3 separate regions of the Homo sapiens genome follow, and all the other regions are linked to region 2. The links are chromatin contacts, found by Hi-C or POLR2A ChIA-PET in ENCODE. All regions are on one chromosome and are shown on one strand. The core of a region is the stretch at or near the end of the contact, and the rest is flanking DNA. Distances in the headings are between cores, read along the strand shown. Region 1 holds the start of DSC3 (desmocollin 3). Region 2 holds the start of TRAPPC8 (trafficking protein particle complex subunit 8). Region 3 overlaps LOC105372049 (a long non-coding RNA gene).

Region 1 (4,132 bases), core at 972-3,471, 900 kb before region 2:
ATTATTAGAAACTGTATTTACACTTCAGAGTGTGGTGGGGCACACGGTGGGAAGGAGATACAGGAAAAATGCAGAATGGGAAAATTCCCTCAACCTGTTGGGCTGCTTACTGGGAAGACTAAAATTTAACAAGTCTCAGATTCTTGTTAAAGACTTGCTTTGAAAAGCTGTCTCCTTAGAACAAACAATGTTTTAAAGATAAGTAATGGTTTAAAGATATCCATTAAAGTCTCTATAAAATGAAAAATGTTTCTAAAATGCCGTGTCATTAATATTATATTGAAAAGTTGAGAGTCGTATGAGTCAAAAGGAAGGAAATACATACATGAGATGGTCAAGAGAAGTGTTAATTTACCCATCCGGTCCGAAATTGCAAGTGTTTGTAAACTGACAATTGCAGATGAAATAGTCATTTTCTGTGCACTTTCCGGTATTTAAGTCTCCAGATACAGCATTTAACCTAAACTCAACGGAATTATTTTAAAAAAAAAAAATCTTAAACGAGTATGTGCTAGATCAAAGCTGAAGCTTCCTCCGTTTAGATTTACGCGCACCTTCTTCCTTGCCACAGCTCGACACCCCCACCCATGCCTTGCCGGGAAAGCTCCTGGTCTTCCATGGCCTCTGGGAGCCTCGAGCGAATGCGAGAAATTCTGAGAGCAGCACCCGTAGTTTCGTTCCCCATCCTCAATCCCTTCGCAAAGGAAACACAAAACCCCAAATGCATGCTTGTAAACTGAAAAGCTGAAAATGCTTTTAAATATATTACAAAAGAACACATTCTCTAAGCCGTTTCCATTTGTAGTCACTTCATAAGCTCAGATACTTTGTTGGAACAGTTCCCGGGCAAATGGATGCGCTTATTTGTCCAATTCCTTCTCCATAAACATATCGTAGATCATAACTACCAATCCCATATTCATACCTCGCTGACCTTAAGGGAGGACAACCCTTGGACCCACTCCCACTTGCCAGGGTGGAGGGCCAGGAAGCAGTAAGAATCCGCGAGACCAGACTCGGCTCACTGCCGACGCGGGTATAGACCTCGCTCCCATCGGACCCCATGCGCATCCATGGATGCGGGTAAGTCGCGGGTCCGCGGCTCCTTTCTGGGCGTGCGGAATGAAACTCTGTTGAAGCCTGAAGCTTCGCGTGTAACCGCGCCGCCAGAGTTCCGAACACTTCAAGTCTCCCGTGTTCTCAGAGCATCGTCTCTAACTTCCTCTCCTAGAGGATTTCGTCCTGGGCGGCAGGTTTCCGTAGACTCGAAACCCCAGGCTGTGCTCCGGCCGCGCAGTCCTCCCCGGAGCCGGAGTAAGTACGACGCAACCCCACCGCATCCATCATCCCCCACCACTGTCACCCTCTACCCGCCTCCACACCTCGGCAGCATCCCCAAAACACAACACGACCCCAACCCCCATTCTGGCCCGGTCTTCCCACACTTTCGCGCCCCCGGCACATCCCGCCCCCAGCTGGGTGGCTGGCGGGGGTGGACCGCTTGGGTGAGCTTCTGAATACCCTTTAGGGGAGATACCGAGAAACCCACTTCTCAGGGGCAGCCCCACCAAGGGACCCAGGGACACAGCCCCGGCTCCACTCACTAACGAACCAATCCGGGTCAACTGCGACCCAGAGCTGGGGAGGGGGCAGCCCCTAAATCCCTTTTCAAGTCTGTGCTTTGAGCTCTCAGGGATCCTCTCCACCCAAAGGCGCCCTCCAACCACCATCACCACCAGCTCCACCACCTGGGGAGAAGCGTGAATCCCAACCCCCTGCCCAACCCGCGACGGCGCCCGCCAGAGCGCAGCGAAGCCTGAGCGCGACTCAGAATTCCAACAATCGAACACCTTGTCTCAAAACAAAAAGCTCAGTCCAGAGTCGACCCGCAAACACACGTTTTCTCTCCTCACTCCTGCAGGCCCGAACTTGGGGCTGCTACCAGACCCGCAGCATTGATCTGAGCCGCGGTTGTCACGTTTCGGCCCGCTTTGTCCCCAGCTCCGTGCAGCGTCCAGGGCGGATCCACCCCCGTCCCCACCCCAGCCCTATCCGGCGAGATCTGGCTTACCACGAGGGTCAGCAGCAGATGCAGGCAGACGGCTCCGCGCACGGAGCGCCGGGGCCCAGCGGCGGCCATCGGGATGCCGGGCAGGGCCAGGAGAACGCGGGCGCCGGGAGGGTGCCGAGAGCGAGACCTGCCGAGGTGCAGGGCGCGGGAGGTGCTTTTCTCGCCGCTGCTTGTTTTTAAGTGTATTTGGCCTCTCTCAGGCTTGCCTGCCCGGGAGCAACTTCACTTCTGAAACCGGATTGGACCCAGAGGACGCGGAGAGGCCACTCCTTGTTATTTCTCAAGTTTTATCATCGCCGGCGCGGCTGAGGAGCTGCCCGAGCCTGCCCCTCTGCTCCCCAGCAGCCACCCGGGCGTTCGCGCTCGGGAAAGCGGTCTCTGGCGCACCCTCTGCCAGTTCTCCCACGCCCCTCGGCTGCCCCGCGGCGCTGCCGCCCCGCCCGGCCCGCAGAGAGGCCCTGGCAGCCCAGATCGTCCCAGGGCGGCCCCATCGCCGGCGCTGCGCGGTGCATCTCAATGCAGAACCCCAATCCGCCCGCAGGGATCCCTGCCTCGACACGGGCTCTGCTGGATGCCAGGAACACCCTTGTCATTGGATCAGCGGATCTCCCCTTCGACGTCTGAACAAATTCTGCCAATGTTTTCAGATTAAAGCAAAATACATGTACTGTATTCTCTCCGGATTTGACTAACATGACAAAATACACGACAGAAGGAATTTATCCCAGATGGCATGATAAACAGTTTTTGGCATGTCAGAAATTAAAACCAAATTTAAGAAATTCTAATCTAACCATTTTTACGCACCCAAAATATGAGTGATTACACTCAGCGCTCTATTAACTGTCAGTTTGGGGGACTCATATGAACCTTCTAAAAACGACTTTGTTCTTAGATGTGAATTATTGGTTTACTACTTACTGGTACCAAAATGAAATTTTTCAGGTGGTCAAAGGAATATCTACCACACAAAACCTTCTAAAACGAGGCTTACAGATTCTACATCATGCAACGACTATTTATCAGGGCCCGAAGTCGGCCAAGCTTTGTGTGAGGGCATGGAAGAAAGGAAATGCAGAAAATCTAGTTCCTGTCGGAAATAATTCAAAGTCAGAAAGGGACGAAAGACAATCATTCCTAGCCCAGTAGGCTACACTTTTTAATAGAGATGTCGTTTGTAACACCAGGGGGACATCCTCTTATTTCTCCCTAAACTGAATTTTAAGTTCCCCGAGTTCCCATCTACTGGATTCAGGAGGAAATCCCTCTCAGACATGAGATGCTACTCCTCGAAGTCCATTCAAAAGTTGCAAGGTCGGGAATTTCAGACAGCCAATTAATCATGAAAGGGTGTTATGACCTTCATTCATCTCACTCTGGCTCAAGTCTAATAGACTCCTCGTCGTCTAAGCCATGTATTCCCTGAAGTCTGGGGCTTCCCTGAAACTCATGAGGCTCAGCTTTAAGGGCTCAGACACTCTAAGTTGAGCTTCCCAGTGTGAATCTCCCAGGCACCCGTCAGTGGAGGTCTCTGTATGTAAGAGCTCTTCCAGTCTCAGAGAAAGTTCTCCAAACTTCTCTCCACTCCAGGGTTTTCACCTCCCATCCTCCACGTGCCTCCAGCATGACCTCAGAGAAAGCTTCTCAAAGTCACTTCCAGCCCCCCAGCCCTCAGAAACTCAAGTAGAATGGTTTTCTTGAACTTAGATGAGTAAAGGAGATGGCTAGCACCAATCTCCCTCCCTCACCACTTTGAATTCACTGTTAGAGTGAAGGGTTGAGGTGTTAAGGCATTTTAGAGGAGAGGATCTAACTTAGCTGAAGAAAGCTTTGAAGAAGCAAAATGTTGCGATAAGCCCAGCAAAGAAAAGGGAAAGGGTAGGAGAATGCTTCAAGATAACACAACATCAACAGGACATGAGAAGCTCTGGAGAGCCTTGTGAGAGTGCCCCAGGGTAAGAAAGCAGAAAGGGGTTGGTTCAGAATGGTTACATGCAATGGCTGGGAATTCGGTTAGAAAGATGGTTCATGACAAACCATGCTGAGGAATTTAATTTCATC
Region 2 (4,347 bases), core at 1,246-3,745:
GGACTACAGGCGCCCACCACCACGCCCAGCTAATTTTTGTATTTTTAGTAGAAACGGGGTTTCACCATGTTGGCCAGGATGGTCTCGAACTCCTGACCTCGTGATCCACCCGCCTCGGCCTCCCAAAGAGCTGGGATTACAAGCGTGAGCCACCGCGCCCGGCCGAAAATTTTTTAATTATACCTGTGACTCACATTATATTTCAATTAGACAGCACTGCTCTATGGTGTAAATACATAATTCTAAATACTGTCAGGAGATAAGATGATTAAGAACACAATGTCTTGAGTCACACTGCCTGTTTCAAATCTTTCCCAGACGCAAAACTGTGAACAAATTAACACTTCTATGCTTCAAGGTCCTCAAATTTAAAATTGCAATAACAGGATTCAATGAGGACTAAAAAAGAAAAGTTACACAAAGCAAGTATCAGGTATTAGCATTATTATTATTTATTAAGAAAGAAGGAAAGAGTACACATATAAAAGTAAAACTAGCTCAAGTGTTTGTGTTTTTTTAGGAATTCAAGGCCGGGCGCGGTGGCTCACGCCCATAATCCCCGCACTTTGCGAGGCCGAGGCGGGCAGATCACCTGAGGTCGGGAGTTCGAGACCAACCTGACCAACATGGAGAAACCCTGTCTCTACTAAAAATACAAAAATTATCCGAGTATGGTGGCGCATGCCTGTAATCTCAGTTACTCAGAAGGCTGAGGCAGGAGAATCGCTTGAACCTGGGAGGCGGAGGTGGCGGTGGGCTGAGATCGCGCCACTGCACTCCAGTCTGGGCAACAAGAGCGAAACTCCATCTCAAAATAAATAAATAAATAAATAACAAAAAAATAAAAAACGTAGGGCATTTTGTTGCTCTTAAGTCCAACACTGAAGGAACTGAGACTGATGGCTACGATACAGGCTAAAGAAAATCCAAAAGTTTCCAAACTTTGTTTTTTTGGACAGCTCCCTCTCTCCGCTAAAAACAAAAGCTAATTTATAATGGAACTATTCTCCCAAAAAACATGGTAGCGCAAAAATGGTACAGCACTGATTTTTTTTGTGGATAAGTCATATTAAGCTAACAAACATCACAGTCGTTTGCCTGACACAGGCTTATTATGAAACCCTTCAGTTCTTACCGACCTTAACAAAAAAAACTTTACTTGGACTTTGTTGTTTGCAAGATATTGGCTAAAACATGCTTGAAGCTTTACCACATTATTTTCTCCTAATAAAAAAATCCAAAACTGGAGAAAACGGGTAGCTTCTTAACAAGACATTCATTAACAAGAGAAGACATTTCCATCCCTATAACTATAGATAACTCCAAATATCCAGGTTAAATTAACCACAACTTGGGCTTGCTTCCTCTTCCTTAGGGCAAAAAGCTGCTTCAAGTTTTATTCTTCTTATAATACTTTTAATTTTCTTGAGAGGTTAAGCAAAATACCGTATAGCTAAGAATATATTAGTAAAACAGCTACACGGTAGTTCAGACAGAGATGACCCTCAACGCTACAAGAATGTAATAACATCCACAACTACTTTCAAAGTCCAGTTTAACATCCAAGGGAGGATGACAGGTCTTCCTTACTCAGACCCTGTCGGTCTAAGAGGCAGCATTTTCCTACCTTAGCTGCTTTGCAAGTGCCTAATTCCTTCGCTATGGCCGTGGAGAACAGTCTCAATGCCGTTCTCGAAGACTCACGTTTATCTTTGCACCAATTACTTAACGACCTAGGTTGTCCGAGGAAGAAAGGAAGTGCCCAGAGAAACTGGAGCTTAGGACTGCGCTGTCTTGACAACCTCACGGTCCCTCCTCCAGCCGCCCCCGGAGCACCGCGGGGCCACAGCCCCAGACGCCACGGTACCGGCTCCAGGACGTAAACACTGCCCTTCTCTTCCCTGCCCGCCCGCAACTTCCTTCTCCCGACCACGGCTTTGCGGGAGCCCACTGGAAAAGGGAGGATACCACATACCCTCGGAAGTGAGGCGGGAGAAGGGCTTAAGCAGCTCCGCGAAGCTGAGGTGATTGAGACGAGTGAGCCGCTCGGCTTCGTCGCTGCACAGCGCAGCGACACAGGGGACGAAGGAGTCCGGGATTAGCTCCTGCACTGATTGTACACACTGGGCCATCGCCGCAGCACAGGCAGCGGCGGCGCCCGCCCTCCGGCCCACCCTGCGAGGTTATCCTGCGGCTGCAGCAGCTACCGCCGCCGCCCGCCGGCCTGGCCCGGCCGGGCGGGGCCCCGAACGCACTGGAGCCTAGAAACAAGAAGGAACAGACGCCGCCGCTTCGGTTTCTGGGGCACAATCCACTGACCCCCCCCTTCCCGTCACCGCCGCTTCTCAGCGCTCGTCCCCGCGTGCTCGCATTCCACCCCGATAGGTGGAGACGCCGACAGTCACCACTTAGTCCTTCGGACGGCAAAACCTTGGTCACTGCCCGGCCGGAACCGCCATGTTGAGGCCGAACCCTGACCAACCGGCAGTACTACTCCCAGCTGCCCCCGCGCGCGTCCCTCACGTGACTGTGTTAAAGGAGACGGTAGGGGCAAGGGAAGAGAGCTGAGGAGAGGGAAGTGAAAAACGACGGAGGCCGGTTGGGAGGCTGGAGCCGGAAGTGTTGTGACGGAAGCTCCCTGGGCGGGGCGGGGCTACAAGTGCGGTGGGCGGGGGCGGGGGCGGGGGCGGGGGCGGGGGGAGGTGCACAACTGTAGGCCGGGTTCTCAAGCTCGCCCTTAGCAGAGCAGAGCTGAGAGCCACCTACTAGCGGCAGGTGGAGCCTCGAGACGGGTGCTGTCGTGGTGATGGAGGCGCACGCTCGCTTCCCACGCAGTTTGGCCTTTTTGACGTCCCTGGCTGTTGTGGGCAACCGATTTGGTTGGTCGCGCTGCTTCCTACGCTCGCCGGCGGAGCAGCTAGTGGCACCTGCTCGGAGAGAGGGAGTGGATCTCTCGGAAGTGCTTGGGGTTTCGCTGAAGCGGACCTGAACAGACCATGTGTCCTTTAAATACAGCCATGCTTTTAGAAACGGACTGTCACTTTATGTGGACTCAACCATTGAACAGAATGTGTGCTTTTGTGAGTGCTGCAATTCCTTCAAGTGTAATTGCGCTACTGCATTTTTGTTGGTCGCAGGGAAGGGGTGTGCCTGCAAATGTCCGCGTGGTTCGTCCTCAGCCTCTTCCTTTTTACACTGTGCTAGGATGTTTACTTGCTTGTGGTGGAGGTAGGGGAAGCCAGTATTTGTGTACTGTGTACTGTCCTGAACCGGCTTTCATTCCTAACTTTTCAAAGATTGCTTTAAAGGGGGGGGGGCGCGGGTCAAATATTGTTTTAAAGGGGGGGACGGGGTGAGGTCAATGGTGTGTGCCTTGTAAGTAGAAATGAATGAAAGGAATTTTACTAATGTGTCACTCAATTGTTTGAGCTCCTTCTGTTTTGCATGCCAAAAATATAAGGCAAGGAAAAATGTATCATTCTATCATGATTTTATGGTGCTCTAATTAAAGGTGTCTTCCCCAACGTCAATGTCTCAAATTTTTCGACTTCTTGACACCCTCAGGTTTTCACTAAGGTAATAATTTATGACAAGTAAGATGTGTGCTTCTCATGTAAGTTGATAAATGGGAGGTAGGAAGGCACAGTAGGACATATTGATGACATGCCTTGGCTACAGATTAATTTATAAGAGAGTCCATCACTTTAGGAGATTTATTTGCCGAAGTTAAGTACGAGCCCAGGAAACAGGTCTATGCCTTTCTTCGAAGATGATTTTGAGTGCTCCAAATTTAAAGGGGAAAGGGCGGGATATTGAGAAGCACACCGTTTTCATGTAAGGGGGCGGTAGGAGAAAATAGTAATTCTTGCCTTTCTCTGGCTCAGTGAATCTGCATTTTTTACATAAGATGACATAAAATGGGCAGAGGAAGAATGTGGGAGTCTGCATTTTTCATAAGATAACAGACAAAATGGGGTAGGGGAACAATCAGATAGGCATTTGTGTCTGGCGGGCTGGGGTGGCCACCTGTAAAGATAAGCTATCAATTTGCATTGCCATGAAGTTTTAACAGCACACTAAGAATTTCCTTGTGGGCAAAATACGGGGGAGAGATGTAGCTTTTCATCTTGCAGCAATCTTATTTAGGAACCAAAAGGGGGAGGCAGATTTGCGTGACCAGTCCCAGCGTGACTTTTCCCTTTGGCTAAATCAGTTTGGGGTCCCAAAATTTAATTTCCTTTTGCAAGAGATAACATGTTACACACAATCCCTTTTCAATGCTTCTGATTCACTTCCTTACCCTTTATAATGTGAGAATCTCACATAATTTAGTGTGACTCAAGTTAT
Region 3 (4,068 bases), core at 249-2,748, 710 kb before region 2:
TGAGGGCAAGGAAGCGGGTAGTGGGAACAATCCACATAGATTAGGTCTCTGTCTTTGGCTTGCATCAAAATCATCTGGAGAATTTATTAAAATACACCACTGAGCCACAACTCGAGAGTTTCTGGGTCCCAGACCTGAGAAATCTGTATCCTAAGCAGAGATGCTCCCCACACACCATGGCACTGGATGGTTGGGTAGCAGAGGTCTCCTGAGCCTGTGTACAGTGCACGAGGATCACATATGCCCCAGATGATGTGTAGCCAGGATGCACGAGCCAGCCAACCCAGTCTTCTCCAGCTGATGGCCATCTTATTGCTCAGTGCCTGTGTCAAATGGGTTGCTAAATATTTTTTATATCACCCCTGTGCTTACTCTGAATGCTTCAGTAAGAAAACTCTTAAAATTTGCAACATCCAGGGAAACAAATAAAAATTAGCTACTAGATGGAGGATAGCAGCCTTATAGGTTTTTTTTTTCATAGAGAGGGGTAGAATTTATAGCAGATAGGTTAATAAAAATTCAACATGAATAAAACATCTGCTTATCATGTAAAGTAGTTTCAAGCCACCTCAAAATATATATGCTTTTAAGTGGAAGTAATATCCTTGCTGTAATCCACATCCCCTAGGTCTGTTTCCCTATCAGATTGCTATTCTAGCCCTTCCTGTGTAGATGCTCTGTCACTGTCCTTGTAGAGAGCAGTCAGGCCTGGGTCTCTGACAGGAAGAGTTGTCTTAATGGAAGTCAGTGTGTACAGACCCTGCACCCAGTGGCTCACGCCTATAATCCCAGCACTTTGGGAAGCTGAGACAGGTGGATCATTTGAGCCCAGGAGTTCCAAACCAGCCTGGGCAACATGGCAAAACCTCATGTCTACAAAAAGTACCAAAAAAAAAAATTAGCCAGGTGTGGTGGTGCATGCCTGTAGTCCCCGCTGAATGCGAAGATCATCTGAGCCTGAGAGTTCAAGGTTGCAGTGAGCTGTGATTACGCCACTGCACTCCATCATGGGTAACATAGTAAGACTCTGTCACACACACACACACACACACACACGCACACACACACACACACCAAGTAAATGAATGAGTTATGGATTACACCAATAAAAGCAGTTTAATTTGTGGAAGCAACGAACAAGTAAACAGCAAACTAGAATTACAAATGCTGCATGTTTTATTTTCATTTTGTTATTGGCCATGATTTAGTTCATCTAGAAACAATTTTAAAATCAAGCAGAGATTTCAGCACTTATTCATATTCTTCATGTATTGCTATGAGAACATCTTTTTTCTCCTTAATAATCTTCCCCTTAATAATATTCTATCTACTTTCAGAGAGAATATAAACTTGAGACTGCAATTACCAGAAAACACTGCTATATTTTTCAGGGCTACTTTGTGCCCCATGTAGGTTATACTTACTGCTTATTCTGAATATGGCAAAAAAAATGACATAATGAGCAGATTTTTTTCAGGGCAAGTCCAACAACATTTTCCAGCATGGGCCAGATTGGACAAGGACTGTGGTAATAAGTAACCTGTGAAATAACAGAGGGAAGTCATGGAGATTGGAGGTTGGAATTTGGCATGGGAATAAAGAGGAAAAGCTTCACATAAGGGGAGCACTTGGCAAGGCTTGGAAACACAGCAGAGAAGAAAGAAGAGATCAAGATGATTTCAAGTTTCATGCATGCACAGCTGGAAGAGCTGTGAAGTCACTGAGATGGCTGTCTGCGGCCAGCCCACCTGAACGTGCTAGGTGCTGTCTGTGACCAGAGGAGTTAGGAGGTGCGAGTGCAGTTTTCTCTTCTGAGTGTGGTTGACCTTGTATTGGGACAGAGTGTGCTGGGGTGACAATATCACCACCAACAGAAAGGTGCAAACACAAGAATAGTAGCAAGATAAGAGGGCATGATAGAAAATGTTTTTGTGAATCTTTGGCACAGAAGTGAAAGTTGACACCACAAGCTTGAATGACAGTCCCAGAAGTGAAGGAAAAGGTGAACAAGAGAGCAGGGACTGAGCCAGTGGGACTGACTATCAACATGACAAATCTCATTTGGCTTTGTTTTAAATTGCTCTCCAGTTCCATATGGATTTTTTAAAGGAAGGATGAGTTGCTTTTGACCAAAGTCATACAGTACAATTTGTAAATATGGGCTTATTATAGATAGAAAGGTAAATTGGGTTAGAACTAACACTTTTTTGGTTTTCAGTATTTTCATCTTATTACCAAATATTCAACAGTCATTAAAACAATTTAAAAGAAAGCTTTGGACAAAAGTTTAGGCATTAAATTCCCTAAGTATGAGTATCTTCTAGTTCACATAAATATTTGCAAAAGAATTTTTGTCATTTTCTTGGTCCTTACTAAGCACCTCTTGTTTTAAAATATCCAGAATGAACACTTCTATCTCAATATACTTTAAAGAAGGTAATTTGTTAAAAAAAATTAGGAATGATTATTAGGGAGAAAATAAATATTCTCAATAGCAATACAAGAAGAATATGAATGAAAGCTAAAATCTCTGCTTGATTTTAAAATTGTTTCTAGATGAACTAAATTGTGGTCAATAACACAATGAAAATATAATATGCAGCATTCGTAATTCTAGTTTGCTCTTTATTTGTTCATTGCTTCCACAAGCATAACTGTTTTTACTTGTGCAATTGGTAACTCATCCATTTACTAGCACATTCAACATTATTAAGGGCCTAAAATGTGTACCAGACACTTTAATCCCTGCTTCAGGGAGCCTACATTGTTAGGAACATAAGTGTGAGCAAACTCATTAGGTAAATCCAGATGATTTAAGTAGATTGGTCAAACTATGAAAATATCTACATGACAGAACAAAGTACAAGTATCTGTTCCTTTTTAAAAATATTTTCTTATACTAATTAACATACCTTAGAATTTACATTGGGCACTTCTATCTGTCCTTTATTAATTTCAGCATCATGTGTTATTGATAGTGAATACATTTGAGAACTGCACTCAAACACTTGTGTCTATCAAACTTCTGAAACTACTGCAAAAATATGTGCTTCATCTCGCTGTCATCAAAATAAAAAAAGGAATAGCCCTTCTCTGAAAGAAGTTTAATGACCTAATAATTTGTTCCACCTCCAGTGTTTCCCACTGTGCTTACCTCAGAAAACCTCATTTTGATCACATCTTTTTCAGTGTCTATGAAGTTCATTATTTGTTGGTTTGTGTGTTCCTCAGGATTTTAAAAAATCATTTTGAATGATCAGTCTTTTTGTTCCTCCATATTATTCTATATCCTGAAGTCGTTTTGTAGTTATAGCACTTCAACCATCTTTAGCAAGAGAACTCTTGGGGAGGGAGTTAATGAATAGCTAAAATTATGTATGTTTTTTCCTGAAAAGAGTATTCAATAGTTGATGAATGATAAAAAACTACTTTGCCATCTAATATACCTTTGTTTGTAAGAAAAATAGAATGTGATAATATTTGATAATGATTTAACTCAGAATAGTCACATTATTTTTAAGGAGCATGAAATATCTATTCAGACACACATACATTACACATACACACTCTACCCTACTCCCTTGAAAATACCAGTCAACATTTTTTCATTTTTGTTTACCAATCTGTGGTGAGAGAACATAAACTAATATAGTGCTGGCGTAAATAAACTTGATTTAGGATGTAAAATCTGCCATAATGTTGTGCACCGATGTCATCTAGTAATGACTTTTGTGTTCACCACCTTCTTACTTCCAGTGGTGGAAATAGTGATGTGTTGGCGTACATGGCAGGAAAATCATCATTACTTGGGTGCCTAAGCAATGAAACAGCATGAATAGCATACTTGACAATTAGAGAGACAGCAAAAATAAATGAAGCATTAAATTAAACTAGCAGCGGCACTTGAAACAATATACCTGGCATGGTAAGACAAAATTATTCTACTGAAACATTTTAACTGTTGTTCAAGACCTATAAATATCACATTTAAATGGGATAGGTAGGTAGAGCATCCGGCCCATTTAGTGTTTCCAAGGATTGGGAAGCATGCCTAACAGATTTGAATGA

What was found. Hi-C counts contacts between places; a loop is a spot of excess contacts on that map. ChIA-PET counts read pairs that join two places held with the same protein, here RNA polymerase II (POLR2A). Pooled maps may share reads with other maps.
Region 1: POLR2A ChIA-PET joins it to region 2 with 10 read pairs in HEK293T. The contact joins the promoter of DSC3 here to the promoter of TRAPPC8 in region 2. POLR2A ChIA-PET finds 5 or more read pairs at or near these places in 2 of 52 experiments (HEK293T and WTC11).
Region 3: a map with no recorded cell type shows a loop between it and region 2 (2.1-fold over the local background). The contact joins the enhancer-like site here to the promoter of TRAPPC8 in region 2. A Hi-C loop is called at or near these places in 2 of 37 single-sample maps with no recorded cell type and 2 of 50 pooled maps. POLR2A ChIA-PET finds 5 or more read pairs at or near these places in 1 of 52 experiments (HEK293T).

What each region holds. Positions count from the first base shown.
Region 1 is chr18:31,040,521-31,044,652 of GRCh38, forward strand. It overlaps DSC3 (desmocollin 3), which reads right to left and starts at 2,222. Exons shown (of 16, transcript NM_001941.5): 1 at 2,072-2,222. The coding sequence starts at 2,140. It overlaps LOC124904345 (a long non-coding RNA gene), which reads left to right and starts at 1,013. Exons shown (of 2, transcript XR_007066445.1): 1 at 1,013-1,314; 2 at 1,922-4,132.
Region 2 is chr18:31,940,633-31,944,979 of GRCh38, forward strand. It overlaps TRAPPC8 (trafficking protein particle complex subunit 8), which reads right to left and starts at 2,496. Exons shown (of 29, transcript NM_014939.5): 1 at 1,976-2,496. The coding sequence starts at 2,132. RefSeq lists enhancers at 1,391-2,169, 2,271-2,480 and a silencer at 2,101-2,220.
Region 3 is chr18:31,232,238-31,236,305 of GRCh38, forward strand. The region is part of intron 1 of LOC105372049 (a long non-coding RNA gene); the gene reads left to right. Among named protein-coding and RNA genes, the nearest start is that of DSC1, 71 kb to the left of the region's middle. Within about 2 kb of position 1,499, at least 2 of the 41 ENCODE cell types and tissues checked have a DNase peak (open chromatin) inside an H3K27ac peak, as active enhancers do.